2 separate regions of the Mus musculus genome follow, and region 2 is linked to region 1. Evidence: chromatin contacts called from ENCODE Hi-C or POLR2A ChIA-PET data. All regions are on one chromosome and are shown on one strand. The core of a region is the stretch at or near the end of the contact, and the rest is flanking DNA. Distances in the headings are between cores, read along the strand shown.

Evidence for each region. Hi-C counts contacts between places; a loop is a spot of excess contacts on that map. ChIA-PET counts read pairs that join two places held with the same protein, here RNA polymerase II (POLR2A).
Region 2: a map of heart shows a loop between it and region 1 (7-fold over the local background). The contact joins the promoter of Golga3 here to the promoter of Chfr in region 1. A Hi-C loop is called at or near these places in 7 of 37 maps with a recorded cell type or tissue (gastrocnemius, heart, left cerebral cortex and 1 more). POLR2A ChIA-PET finds 5 or more read pairs at or near these places in 1 of 5 experiments (Patski).

The regions. Positions count from the first base shown.
Region 1 is chr5:110,133,367-110,140,464 of GRCm38, forward strand. It overlaps Chfr (checkpoint with forkhead and ring finger domains), which reads left to right and starts at 2,464. Exons shown (of 18, transcript NM_001289577.1): 1 at 2,464-2,568; 2 at 2,685-2,828; 3 at 6,988-7,087. The coding sequence starts at 2,696.
Region 2 is chr5:110,173,031-110,180,128 of GRCm38, forward strand. Golga3 (golgi autoantigen, golgin subfamily a, 3) reads left to right here and starts at 3,827. Exons shown (of 24, transcript NM_001347389.2): 1 at 3,827-3,892. It overlaps Gm15787 (predicted gene 15787), which reads right to left and starts at 3,474. Exons shown (of 3, transcript NR_040431.1): 1 at 3,287-3,474.

The DNA.
Region 1 (7,098 bases), core at 1,214-3,713:
AGGCAACCTGGAATATATAATGCGTTCCAGGCTAGCATGAGCTTATACTTGGAGGGTTTACACTCAAACCACACCATTCTTGTAGTGCAAAGAAAAGTCCACCATAAAGTTCTAGATCTGACTTCTTTCCCCCAAGGTAACCAACCAGTGATCTGGTAGCAAGTTAACAACATTGCATTGGGAAGGGGGCAATCTTTTCTTTCTGGAATGACAGCATGGATATTGACTTGCCTACTCTGTATGGAATGCGTCTACACAAACTATCATCTACAGACTCACTAATTCCACCATCGTTGTACTCTATGCAGTGTTGTTTTCGATCAAGGAATTCACACCAAATGAAGTGCACCCTGGCTCCATGAGCATGGAATTCATGGGTCTTGCTATGCAGGGAACATCAATCTAGGATTTATTTTTATTTGAATGATAGAACCCGGAATGATACAATTACAGTATTATGCACCACATAACAACAATCTAGTTAATGATATTACCAGTTGTGACTCTGAAGGATTGTAATGAAACTTTAAAATTCCTATGGTCTAGTATTAATATTGTCTCTTTTCTATGTTTAGATGCACAGATTCCATTACAAATATTTAAAATTGTTAAGGCTTAGGTAAAATGTAAGGCCTAGTAACAGTTTCCTGACTAGTGTGCCATTCATTATAAGCAAACTTTCTCATATGTTTTTTGTTTGTTTGTTTGTTTTGTTTTGTTTTGTTTTGTTTTGTTTCAAGACAGGGTTTTTCTGTATAGCCCATAGCCCTGGCTGTCCTGGAACTCACTTTGTAGACCAGGCTGGCCTCGAACTCAGAAATCCTCCTGCCTCTGCCTCCCAAGTGCTGGGATTAAAGGCATGCACCTGTTTTTGCTGTTAATAGGAAACTTTCTAATGCCAAGTTGATTACATAGTCTGTTATGTTCTATACCCTTGGAAACCAATTGTGTTAGATATCAGTAGAACTGTGTCATTTGCAATAAGCTTGGACCTGAACCAACCACTCAATAGCTCTTCCTGCACCTGTGTATAAACTTTCATGGTATAAGCTGTCCCTAGGATGAACCCCAACATAAGAGAGACACCTGCACCAATATAAGAAATTATTTGGAATAAGACTTTCATTTTGACTAGTGGCCGAGTAAAGTTTAAGTTCCTAAGGCCTATTGGGAATTGACATCCTACTTGGCAGAAAGAAATATGTACATGGGTACTGTGACAAGTTAGGACATGAATGTTAGGTAAGTCAAGTCCCTGCAAGTTGAGTACCCAGATCAATGGGAGCAGGGTACATATACAACAAAGACAAGTTCCTAAGTAAACCCTCTATCCCTAAATCCTGATTGGTGGAATAATTTAGCACAGATGTTTGTGGATTTTAGGCTTAAAAACTCTATATAATCTTAACTGGGGGGTGGGGGTGAGGGTCACAGTTCAGTTCCCAAATGTGAACAGTGGCCCAGCCAATCACATTAGAGATTACCTAATATCCACCCCCCAATAAGAAGGCCCACACACCCTTGACTGCGGACACCATTTCAAAAAATGTGACCCACATACTGCTTGTTTCTTCAGAATAAACGCTCTTTGTCTTTGCATATTATCTATGTCTGGGGTCTTCTTCGGCGATTTTCAGACCGGTACAAATCCATGTTCCCGGAGGCAGCCACTGCTACTTTTATATCCTTTCAAAAGTATTTGAGTAAATCTTTGTAGACATAGGCAAAGACGCATTTCCACATATATTTACAAATGTGTCTGTGTATGTGTTTTCTTTTTACAAAACAAACAAACAAACAAACAAACAAACAAACAGATGTTTAATACTTTTTTGAAGCTGTTCACCAGCAAAGACATTACTCCGAGCTGCTCAAGAACCACTGTGTGTGGACTTTGCTTCTCTGTCTTCAGTGACTTTCTTCCAGGGCATTGTTTTTGCCAGTGTTTCTCTCTCACCGGGGGGTCACCAACATGCTTGTAGCATACAACTCGGGAATGACACAAGATCCTAAGAAACAGGATTTAAAGATACCGCAAATCAGCCCTCAGAGACGAGTTACCTGTTTCTATTCTAATTGACATCTTAAATTATGCTCCTTGCGAAGGGCTGGCCCACTGTACCAAGCTTTCACATTTTGTAATCTGACGTGTGAAAATAGCACCTTATCTCGGAATTACAAGTGAGGTTTTAAGGACCTTCCGATCTATAAGTTACTCGGTCTTTTTTTTTTTTTGGCCCGAATCTAACATGGTGCCCTCCACAGCTACTTCCGTGCTTTTGCAGGAAGGTAAGTGCGCCTGCCTGCCAGCATCAAAGATGGCAACAAGGTGCACATTCTCTCATCTGCGCAGGCTCCGATCGCTCCGCCCCGCCCCCTCCGGATAGCCTTTTCTGGCACCGCTCTAGCCGTCGCTCTCGGTGGGCACGGCCGCCAGCCAATCACAGGGCGTACCGCTCTGCTCCCCTCCCCCTCGCCTCCCGTGGATCAGCTGGGGTACCCGAGATGTCTGTTGACAGCGGTGGCGGCGACTGTAAGGCCGGTTCCGGGATCCGCGCAGGGCGTGGGGTAAGCTGGCCGGCGGGTGGGGTCCTGGCTGGGGAGGCAGGCGGCGGCCAGGCTATAGCAGCGGTGCTGAGCGTTTTTTAAGTAGTCCCTGAGCCGGCGTTTCTGGGTCTCTGTAGATGTGAGTCCTATGGAGCTACACGGGGAAGAGCAGCCGCCGCCGCCGCAGGAACCCTGGGGGAGGCTTCTTCGTCTAGGCGCAGAGGAGGACGAACCCCAGATCCTTCTTTGGAAACGCGAGTGGACCATCGGAAGGAGGAGAGGTGCGGTGGCCAGAGTGGAGTGAGGACGAGGATAAAGGCTAAAGGGGTAGACAGGGATGAAGCATAGGGACCTAAAGTGGGTACCCAACTGAGAGGAGACCGAGGGCCTAGAACAGGATCGAAGACCTAGTCAGAGTGGGTTTAGATGGGGAAACCGACAGGGGGTTTGAAGTGGGAAAAGTACCCGGCTGGCGATACAGAAGCTACTGGAATTCGGGGGGTGTGTGTGTGTGCACTGTTTTTCAACCCCCCCCCCCCCCCATAAAATGGGCTTATTTATTTGTGCAGTTGCTCTTCTGGATGCTTGATGATGGATATCAGTCAGTTCTCAGTACAACTTTGTGAAATAGATCTGTAAATATATCCTTCGAAATACGATCTTGTCCTCATTACTGTACACTTCTCTTTCTCAATGAAATGCAATTAGAAATTATTAACAAAAGGAAAACTGAAAAAAGGTATGTAGAAATTTGACACCACTGTTAAAAGGTTGACGGGTGAAAAAAAATAAACCACAGGGACTTTAGAAAAAATGTTTTGTGACAAATGAGAACAAAGAATATGCTGGAAGACTAGGACACTGTTAAACCAGTGCTCTGAGGGCAACTTATAATGGCAGGGTTTCTATTTGAAAAGATCTCAAAGTCCCAGGAAATAGAATAATTTATTTAATGAACTTAGGAAACTGAGAATTTGAACAAAGTTATACACAGATCCCAACATCGATTGCTTTGGGTCAAGGACATACATTTCTTTTTTTCGTTTGTTTTTGTTTTTGTTTTTTTTGGGGGGGCGGTTATGAGGCAGGGTTTCTATGTATAGCCTTGGCTGTCCTGGAACTCACTCTGTAGACCAGGCTGGCCTCAAGCTCAGAAATCCACCTGCCTGTGCCTCCCGAGTGCTGGGATTAGGACATAGATTTCTATAACTTGTGTCCACCTTATTTTGCTAGGAGGATTGATAAAATCTTACATGAACTGCTTGTGTGTAACCTAGCTTTGGACTCGGAGAGAGCTTAGATGGTAAAGTGCTTGAGGACCTGAGTTCAAATCCCCAGAGCCTATGTAAAAAACTAAGTGTGGTGGTACATGACTAGTCCTAGTTGTGAGGAGGCAGAGACAGAAGGAGCCACGTTTGCTTGCTGGGACTACTTTTGCAGACTTCTTGAGCTCTAGGCTCTCATTGAGAGACCCTGTCTGCCTCTGCAAACATGATCATGTGCACATGCATACACATACATTAGAGAGCCTCTCACCATAATACACATATCAAGACACTGCATTGCATGTTAAAACAAAAAACAAAAACCTGCTTTCTAATAGAAATGCTTTTAATAATTACTTTCACTAACAATGTAAAGGTCACTGCACTAGTTTGCTGATACTATGTGGAAGGCTAAAACTAACCCCTGGAGGTTGTTCTCTGATCTTCACACTAAAAGTTTTACGGGATTTTAAATGGAATTGACTTTGAATGCCAGAGGAGAAGAAAAGTAGTGTCTTTTTTTTTTTTTTTTTCTTACTTTTTTTCTTTTTTGGTTTTTTGAGGCAAGGTTTTCCTGTATAACAGCCCTGGCTGTCTTGGAACTTCCTTTGTAGACCATGCTGGCCTCAAAGTCATAGAGATCTGCCTGCTTCTGCCTCTCAAGTGCTGGGATTAAAGGCGTGCGCCACCACAGCACAGAATCTTCTAACTCCTGCTTTTTTCTGTCTCCTCAAGCCAGTGTCACTGGCAGATACCCTCACCATGACTTTCTACAGCTTCCACTAGTTGTCAGTTACTTCCTCTTTCAGGGGCCTGGGTAGAACCTGTGAACCCAGCATCCATGGGGCCTTCCCTAGCTGGGCCATGTCTGTGTCTTACCTTTTCATGTACTCATCTTCTTCTTTGGTGCCTAAGTTGTGTCTGCGTGTTGGCTGGGTCTGTTGAGCTATTGGCAGGGAATGCAAAGATCACTATGTAGAAACTCAGTGACTGTCAGACCAGAGTGAGCAGAAGGCTAATAATAGTAGCAGGGGCTTGAGGCCTTCTGTGACCCATCAACCACTACTGCAAGACCATGGAGGGCTTTAGAACAAGATTCTTGCTGCCTTTATTGGCAGCTCTAGATTTGAGCACAGATGGGTAATACCCATCTAGCTGCTGGTGATGTCTGAATCGGTGTTTGATGTATCAGAACAGACCCTGTGTCTAAGTCTGAAAACCAGTATCACTTAACTGACCGTGAACAACCTGGAGATGTAGGTTATAAACCTTGAAGAAAAGCCGATGTGCCTGCAGAATCACAAAGCATCTGCACAGACTGGCAGGGACGTGACGTGTATTTCGCCTTGGGCATTGACCTATACGTGATCTTAAAAAAGACAAGACAGTATGAGATTGTGGCAGAGAAGAACTGGTGAGTAGCTGACACTGAATCAAACTGAGGAGCTGGACTCTCAGGTGGTCACCACATGGAGTAACTTAACTCTACACAAGCAAGTCTTAGGTTATGGACCTACAACATATCCTTTACAGTCCTGAAATACAGCTTCCATTGTAGCTTGACATGCAAGCATTCCTGGAAGGCATGCTAACAGAGGAGTCCACTTTAGAGACCAGTTATAGAGCCCAGTTGGCACAAACCTAGGCAATGATCAGCTGCATCTAAGCCTATCTGGGTACCATGTATGCTGGAGTGCCAGCAACTCGTGGACATCAGCTAGTGGCTGGGGGAGGATAGCCAACTATGCAGCCTGGTTACTGTCCAAACACTCATCCCCAGGTTCTCTGAGCTATTAGATATCTAGACTTTTTTTCTTACAGAGAGCTTCATCTGGTAAATGAAGGGAGGGATCCTGGCCTTGGCTCATTCCCTTTCCTGCCAATAAAGTTGGTGGTTCAAGGAGGGGGAAATGCTGTGTCTTCTGATCCACCAACATATATACAGTGGCAATTTTGGAATTTTTGATTCTTTAGAAAACAGGAATATTGTAAGAATATAGTATGGAGATGTGGAGCTGCTTCAGACTGTCCACAGCAGCTGACCATGATTTGCTTCATGCTCTGGCAGGAGTCTGATTTTGCCAGTGGCAAATAGTTTCTACAATTGTGTGACATTTGGTTTGAATTCTGGGGAATTTTCAAAGGGTATATGAGTGGTAGGGTCCTAAGAGGCAGGGTGGGTTGTTGGTTGTTGGTTGGTTGTTGTTGTTCGTAGTTTGTTAAGTGGTTGTGTCCAAAGAAGAAACAAGAAGAGAAAATTAGATATCCTGATGGCAAAGATCAAATTTGCCTCAAGGAACTGGATGCCCCTAATGAGCAGGAAATAGTTTAAAGATAATGCCAGTCCCTCTCTTCTGTATCTTTTTTTTCCTCTCTTATCTATCATTAGGGGGTTGAAAGGGTGGAACAAAGAAGAGCCCACAAAGTAGCCAAACACAGCTACATCCATAGGTCAGTGATGAAGTCAAACATAGGTCCAAACAGAATAAGGCTGTGATCGCATGTGGAACGTAGTGTCCCCTTACCCTTATTTTGAGACAGTCTTATGATATATAGCCCAGGCTAGCCTCAAGCTACCTTAGCCTGGGGTACCTCAGTATGAGATTCTTGCCTAGCTGTTATTTTCATTAAAAGACAGGAGCTCTAGTGGTGCAGTCTGTCAGCACATATACTTCCATAATTTAAAGAAAGCACTAATTTCTTTTTAGTATTTTCCACTTTGCATTTAATAAAGATTCTTTTCTGTTTTATATTTTCTCATATATGCCCTATGGTACTTTACTTAGCCATATTTTCTGTGTTTGTCCTTACTTCAGTTTTATGATTTATGTAACCCAAATCTCCATAGAGGAAAAACTTAAGAATTATTTTAAAATATTAAAAAAATTAATTAAGCCCTTTTAGTTTAGTTTTTTTGTTTGTTTGTTTTACAATTTAGATACTGTTATCTGTTGAGCCGTTTGTGAGATAAACTATCGTGACAAAGCTGCTGATACGATGAGATCTCCCAGGTGACTGGGGTGAAGAAGGTTGGGGCAAACTTCTATCCCTTTACTTCAGGCTAACACTTCAGTATTCAAATGTTGCTCGTGTCCACGGGCACAGTTGGTCACCGACTGGAAAAGCAATAATGAACCCACAGTAATGTCCAGTGTCTTCTTGCCATCTGTTTTAGGCTGTGACCTCTCTTTCCCCAGCAATAAACTGGTCTCTGGAGATCACTGTAAACTTACAGTGGATGAAATATCTGGTGAGGTGACACTGGAAGACACCAGGTGAGCGCTTT
Region 2 (7,098 bases), core at 2,577-5,076, 41 kb after region 1:
TCTGCAGTCAGAAAGCAGAGAGAAATGAACGCTGTGGCTCCCCCTTCTCTGTATTCTGTTCCTGTTGAGGATCCAGCCCAGGGGTGGTGCAGCCTACACTTTGGGTTGTTCTCCTCAGTTAAACAACCTCAGACACACCCAGACCTGTGTCTCCTAGGTGACCTCAAATCCAGTCAAGCCGATAATGAAGTTGAACCACTCTGCCCAAAAAAGCCAATAATCTGGAGTTGCCTTGCTGCCTGTTATCACCTGTAGGGTGTGCAGGGTTCCTCACAGAATTGACACAGCCTGTTTTCTCTGTAGCTCTTGATCCTTGTGGTCAGCTTGGCCTGCATCTCTGCCTTGCCAGTTGTTGTGTCATTCCTTTTGCTATCAGAAGGACCCCTTCCTGCCCCTGTACGATTCCAAGCACAAGCCAGAAAAGGGTCATGGGGGTGCTCAAGGAACCAGGCTGCCCCCAGTACAACTTCATTAGGCCAGACACCCAATGACAACTGAGAAAACTGGCTTAAAACAAAGGAGCCCCTACTTCCAATTACAAAACGCTGATTCAATCTTCAGTCTTACTCATCTTAGTTACTTGATACTGTAGGTGAGGGGTGATAGGGAATGGTCAGACCAGTATTGTAGCAGGCTTCCCTACCCTGGAACTGGTGTTTGTCTCAAAGACAGCTAACTCAGAGGTGTAGCTGGGAGTTCAAAGTGGGTTTCTGCTAGTTGAGGGGACCCTGCTGACAGCTTACCCTGCGTTGGTCTGGCAGCCTAAGAGAGAGTGGTAACCAGGATGGCCTCACATGGCTCTAGTGGGGCCCAGGTAACAGACCCATAAAGTTGCCACCAGAAGCTCAGAAGTAGGAAACTGAAACTTAGTAAAAAGAACACCAGCCGGGCGTGGTGGCGCATGCCTTTAGTCCCAGCCCTCCGGAGGCAGAGGCAGGCGAATTTCTGAGTTCGAGGCCAGCCTGGTCTACAAAGTGAGTTCCAGGACAGCCAGGGCTACACAGAGAAACCTTGTCTCGAAAAATCAAAAAACAAACAAAACAAAACAAAAAACCACAGAAGTCCAGTGTGGACCCAACTCCAAGTGGGGGTTGATGGAGGAACCCCTGAGGGTTCTCTGGCTTCGTCTTTTCTCTGGCTCCCCTCAAATTTTGTATGCACACCAGTTAATGTTTATACACTGTCAGGGCTGTATAAATGGGCTGGGTTTCTCCTCAAGAAATGAGAATTCCTCAAGCTAGGCCCATAAAGTAGGAGAGGCCAGTCTTACAGACTCAACAGATATACTTAGCCACATGAAGTAAGCTCAGGTGATCTATAGCAGGACTACCTCCTGCTCCTGAGCACTTTGGACCATTAAACAGACATTAGTGTAAATGTCACAGAACATATAGCCCCGTAGCTTATATTAAAGTCAAAGGGAATAAACACTGGGACTTAAAACACTTCCTAGTCTACTGTTACCACGGGCCTTTTCACCCGGCGCTCAAGTTCCCCAAAATCACAACTGAGACTGAGTTATATATGAATAAATGCCTAGACCAAAAGCTTGGACCTGTTCCCCAACTAACTCATAACTTAACCCATTTGTTCTATTCCAAGTCCTGTGACATGGCTTGTTTATCTCTCCTCAGGGTTCATGAGACAATCATCAAGAGTTCCAGGAAAATTTCTCCCAAGCCTTAGACTCTCTTCCAGATCCTCTCTCTTTACAGGAACTTCCACCTCCCTATTTCCTGCCTAAGCTCATAGGCTATCAATCTTTTATTGACAGGTGAAGCTTCCGTACACTGCACAAAAGATTGTCCTCTCTGAGAGTAACAGACTCCAGAAGCTCCCTGAAGTATGCAATATCCTTATGCCTGTGACTGGATAGTGTATGACTTGTCTTTCTGACATCTCAAAGTTTCTTGAAACTCCAAAGTAGATGCTGTCACACCACCCACACATACCATGAAAGCCCGCCTTCATGGTCTTCAGCATCTCAGAAAATTTTATGACCTTGTGACTCGGGTCAAAACCCAGGCATCATCCTTCTTCTCTCGAAGAGCAACTGCATTCTACGTGACAAGAATGAGCTCTGTTCCCACAGCCAGAGTTTGTGCCTGAGCCAGTACTTAACTCTGATCACTGTAGCCTTTGACATCTTTGAAAGATCTGCCTTTCCATTGTCACAGACCCTATGTGGCCATTCTCTAGGCTCACACCGATCTCCCCTCCTCGTGCTACTCGTATTTAACACTCTCCTAGATCTTCATCATGCTCAAACCTCTCGGGCAGGTTTGAAGCATCTTTCCACAGCTATGTTTTCTTTAGAAATTGACTCAGATTGATGAGATGTCTCTACATTTTTTTTAAAAAATTATTATTGTGTATGTATGTGATATGTGTAAATATATATGGTGAGTGTATTAAAGTGCACACGTTGAGATTAGAGGCCAACTTGTAGAGTTGGTTCACTTCTTCCACCACTATATAAGCTTCAAATTGCCAGTCTTATGCTGCAAGTGACCTTGCTTGCTGAGCCACTCACCAGGTTCAGAGAGGTCCTTTCTCAATAATCCATAAGATTGCAGAATGTCTACCCACCTGTCTCTTTATTCAGCTCTGACATCATCTACTCTCTTGTATGTCTGTTTTTTACTATTTCCCTCCAAGAAGTAAGTTTCCTGAAAGCAGACAGCATCTGGCAAAGTCCTTGGCACACAACAGTCCTCAGTAGATACAGCAGGTTCCCCCATCAACCCCTGGACATATAAAGCTGGGACCCTGTCAGTCCTTTTGTCTACCTCAAGACCCTTCAAATTTGTTCATTGACTGATGAGCAGAAACAAAAGGGAAATATCCAAACAATAGGATATTAGCAATAAGAACGAAGCACTAAAAGATGTACAACATGGATACAATTTGAAAAAGAACTCAAAGCTATACAGTATATGAACCCTATTGGTATGAAATGTACAGGCAAGGACACTCAGAAACAGAAATAATGATAAAATCGTAAACAGGAGCAAACTTTACAGCATGTAAATTATATCTTTGTAAAGCTTTGGTCATTTTTATTTGGGGTTGGAAATGTAGCTTGGAGGTGGGGAGGTTACTAGACATGTTCAAGGCCCAGGATACAATCTCGAGCACTGAAAACAAAATGTATACTTAGCATTTTCCCCATGTAGCAGTGGCAATAGTTTAATATTGTGTTGTGAGAACTTCCTCTCCTTTCCTATCTTCACATACTAGAGACTGAACCCAAGAGTTCTGAACTACACCGCAGACGTCTTTTTACCTTTTAAGACAAGTCCCACTTTATAGTCCAGTCAGTCCTCGAGCTTGTGATACTTGTCAGACTTCCTCGTGGCTGGCAATGCAGTCGCGTGGCGCAGTGTCCGGCCATGTATAACACTGGCAATAATACAAACAAGACTGACAAACACTTAGGAACAAGTTGTCAGAACTGTGGTGGAGGCGGTGTCTGGCGGGGAAGCCACGCCCCGGGGGCGTGGCCACGTGGATCGTCATACCCACCAGTCAGAAGGCCGCGAGGGGCGGGAGCGTGGCGAGTCCAACGTCACTACCACCGGAAGCGTTTTTCTTTTTTTGGGGGGGGGGGGAGGGTTGTCCTGATTTCGTCTCTTAGGCTGGAAGTTGTTCCTCTGAAGGGAAGGCACACAAAATTTTAAGTCCACTTTCTGAAGGATATCTCAATCTGTCCGGAGATCCATACCAACCCCAATTTGAAAGTGGCTACTGGCCGCTGAGGGCAGCCTCTCTTCCGGAACGAAGACCTCGCGGACCGTTTGTTTCCGGGGGGTTGCCCGAGACTGGTACCCTGTTGCGCCCCGCCCCTTGCACAGCCACGTCCTACCGGAGCCGCAGGGTTGGGCCGGAACCGGTGAGGGTTTTGGGGGCTATTACTGAGGAGGGTCGGGACCTTGTGGCAGAGGACCGTGGAGGAACTGTTGGGGCAACCCTGGCCGCGCCCAGAGAGGCGTACAGGGGCAAGGCGGATGCAGAGTCCGGTGAGGGTCGCGCAGACTTTGGGTCAGCCGCGGTCAGCTCAAGTCAGTTTTTGCTTTTACTCCGTGGGGTTGGAAACCTGCCTCGCAGCTGGGTTGTCAGTAAATGCAGAGACTGCTTCTGCACCCACGGAATGCGGTCTGCCCTGAGAGCGTTGCTACTGCTGCTTGGTTGGGTCAGCGTGTTTGAAGTCTGCTCCTTTTGCAGTTGATGACGAACGTGACATGGTGGCAAGTCGTACAGTGCGTGGGGGACTTAGGTTGTTTTGATTCTGGTGCTCAGAGGTGTTTGCTGAACATGGTCAGTGGAGTCAGTGACCAGAGAGAGCTAGGCGAACAGCTTACCACCTTCCCACGGGCGCTTACTGAATGTTTATAGAAAAAGAGGCCCTGTTTGTAAAAGGTCCCAGGATACAGTAGTGTTTTGGTCTCTGTTTTCATCACTTTCTGGTGGAGGTATACTGACAACTCAAAACAGTTGAGAGGATTAGGTTTGTGCAACCTTCGGAAGAGTTTACCTTTGAGTCAAGACAGGCCTCCATGACAAGAATCGTTTGTGCAAAATTATTGAGAGGAATGTCTCAAGAAAAGTGAACAAGAAGTGTAGAGACCCTATGGAGAGTCAGTTGTACTTCTGGATGCATGATATAGCCAGATAATGAAAAAAGACACAGCATGTGAGGGGTACAGACATAAGTAGGAACCCAATTAAAGTGGTCTCCGGTCGAGGCTAAGAAGTTTGTATTTTATTGTCAGTAGGACACTGTAAACCATTTACAAATGCCGCCTGACTTTTATAGTCCGTTAATGACTCAGATACAGTGTACCTTGAATGGAAAGAAAAGGAAAAGCCTGGATAGGGTGGCACATGTCTGTTATACCAGCTCTTGGGAAGTCAAGACAGGAAGACCTCAGCCAGCTTGAGGCCCATGCTACATAGCAATATTCTGTCTAAAAAATCCAAAAGCAGATCGGAAAGACTTCTGAGTGGTTGAATGTTATAGAGTCTGATGACCTGAGTTCCCTGGGAGCCCTGTGGTGGAAGGAAAGCATCCACTCTTCAGTTGTCCTCTGCCCTCCACACAACTGTGCGTATGAACACAGACACAAATCTGGAAAATCTTGTTTCTTCCCTATTTCTTATAAAAGAAAGGAAACAGAAGAAATGAAAGTTGCTCAGATTTAAAAATAGCTGGGTTTTGGCCAATTGCTTTAAGTAGTGTTTTTTTTTTTTCTCTCTCAAGTGAGAATATAACTGCAATTTGGCTCTTTCAACAGCTGTTGAAAGGAGAATTAATTACACTTGTTTAGCAGAGACCCTATATCTTATTGTAGTCAATCCTAGCAAAATTTTTGTATTTATTTTCTCTGTGTTTTGTTTTGTTTTGTTTTTCGAGACAGGGTTTCTCTGTATAGCCCTGGCTGTCCTGGAACTCACTCTGTAGACCAGGCTGGCCTCGAACTCAGAAATCCACCTGCCTCTGCCTCCCGAGTGCTGGGATTAAAGGCGTGATCCACCATGCCCGGCTTTATTTTCTCTGTGTTTTTATTGATGAGGAAATAAGCTAAGAGTGGCTCAGAAATCTACCTAACAAGGTCTTACAGCCAAATGGAAAAACAGGATTTGAGGCAAACGTGTTTAACTCAAAGCATGTGAATTATGTCCTTGCTGTACCTGAGGCTGGCCTTTGGTTTTCACTTACATAGAATGCTGTTTGCTGTTGTTCAATAGTGCAGCACCAACCAGACATCTTCAGGAAGCCAGCCCTGTTTTATCTTTGCCTGTGCGTCCTGTCTAGTTGATGATAACCTCAGTAATGGGGTAGCTGTTGTTTGTGGATCCTGTTTGTGAACTGCTGGGAAAGCTGGAAGCCTGTTGCACCTTAGATGGTCTCTTAATGCAAAATCTGGGTGAACTGCTAAAGTTAGGTATATCTTGGGAATTCCTCAGTGATAGCTTTGCTTTGCCATCCAGAAATGGGAGGAAAAATGGTTAAAAATAAAACTATAAACTGCGTGAAGTGGTACATGACTATAAGGCTAGCATTCAGAGGTGGAAGCAGGAGAGTCACCATGAGTTGGAGACTATCCTGGGCCATATATTGAGCCTTAAATCCCAACCCAAAACAAACAGATTGAGCTGGCAGAGATGGCTCAGTCACAAAAGTGCTTGTGAGACTTGATTTTGATCATTCGCCAAAGCTCATGTAAGAAAGTGAGGCATGATAGTGTACACTTGTAACTTCAACACTGGGGAGGTGAAAACACTCAGATCTCTGGGGCTTACTGGCCAGCCAGCGTATTCCTAGTGATGAATTCCAGGTCAGAAAGCTACTGTCTTGAAAAACAACATGAATGGCACCTAAAGATGTGCAAATGCATACACACAAACAGAGCCAAATTGACCAAACAAAAGAAAAAGATAACAATAATGAAAATGATCTGTTTTAAAAAAAAAATCACAAATGTGGTGTGTATTACCAAAAACAGGGTGTGTGTGTGTCCACACCCCCATGCTAGCTGTCTCATCTTCCTTGGTGTCTAGAAATTTGCCTTTGTCAGCAGACTGAGGTAATGAGACCCTGTATGGTTGAATCATGCCTACCCAAATTCAAAGAAGACTGAGGTTAGACAGTAAATGCCAGTTTACTGCAGTTCAGGAAGGACTGCTGTCAGAAGCCTAACTCCTGGCACAGTCCAGAAATTTCATCTGTAGATTGACTTCAGGAGGAGCTAGCTGATTGTGATCAGGAGCCATCTGGGTGAATTAAGCAGAGGCAGTTGTAGCTGGGGAGTCCTCTGTTCTGGAGGGCTGTACCATTCCATCCATCTCTGAAAGGAGGAAGGACTGCTTAGGAATCAGATGTCTTGCTCAGCACAAACTCAGAGTAAGGGGAATTAAGAGGCGAATATGCCGTGGTCTCTAGCTTCTAACAACCTGATGCATTTGTCAGCAAATTTAAATCAGTGGAACTTGAGTATTCTTGGCTAATGTTTGTCTCATAACAGTCTAAGTTATGTGCATTGGCACTGCCTCTAAGGCACATTATCTCTGGGACTCTTTGCCTGCACACCTTTTGTG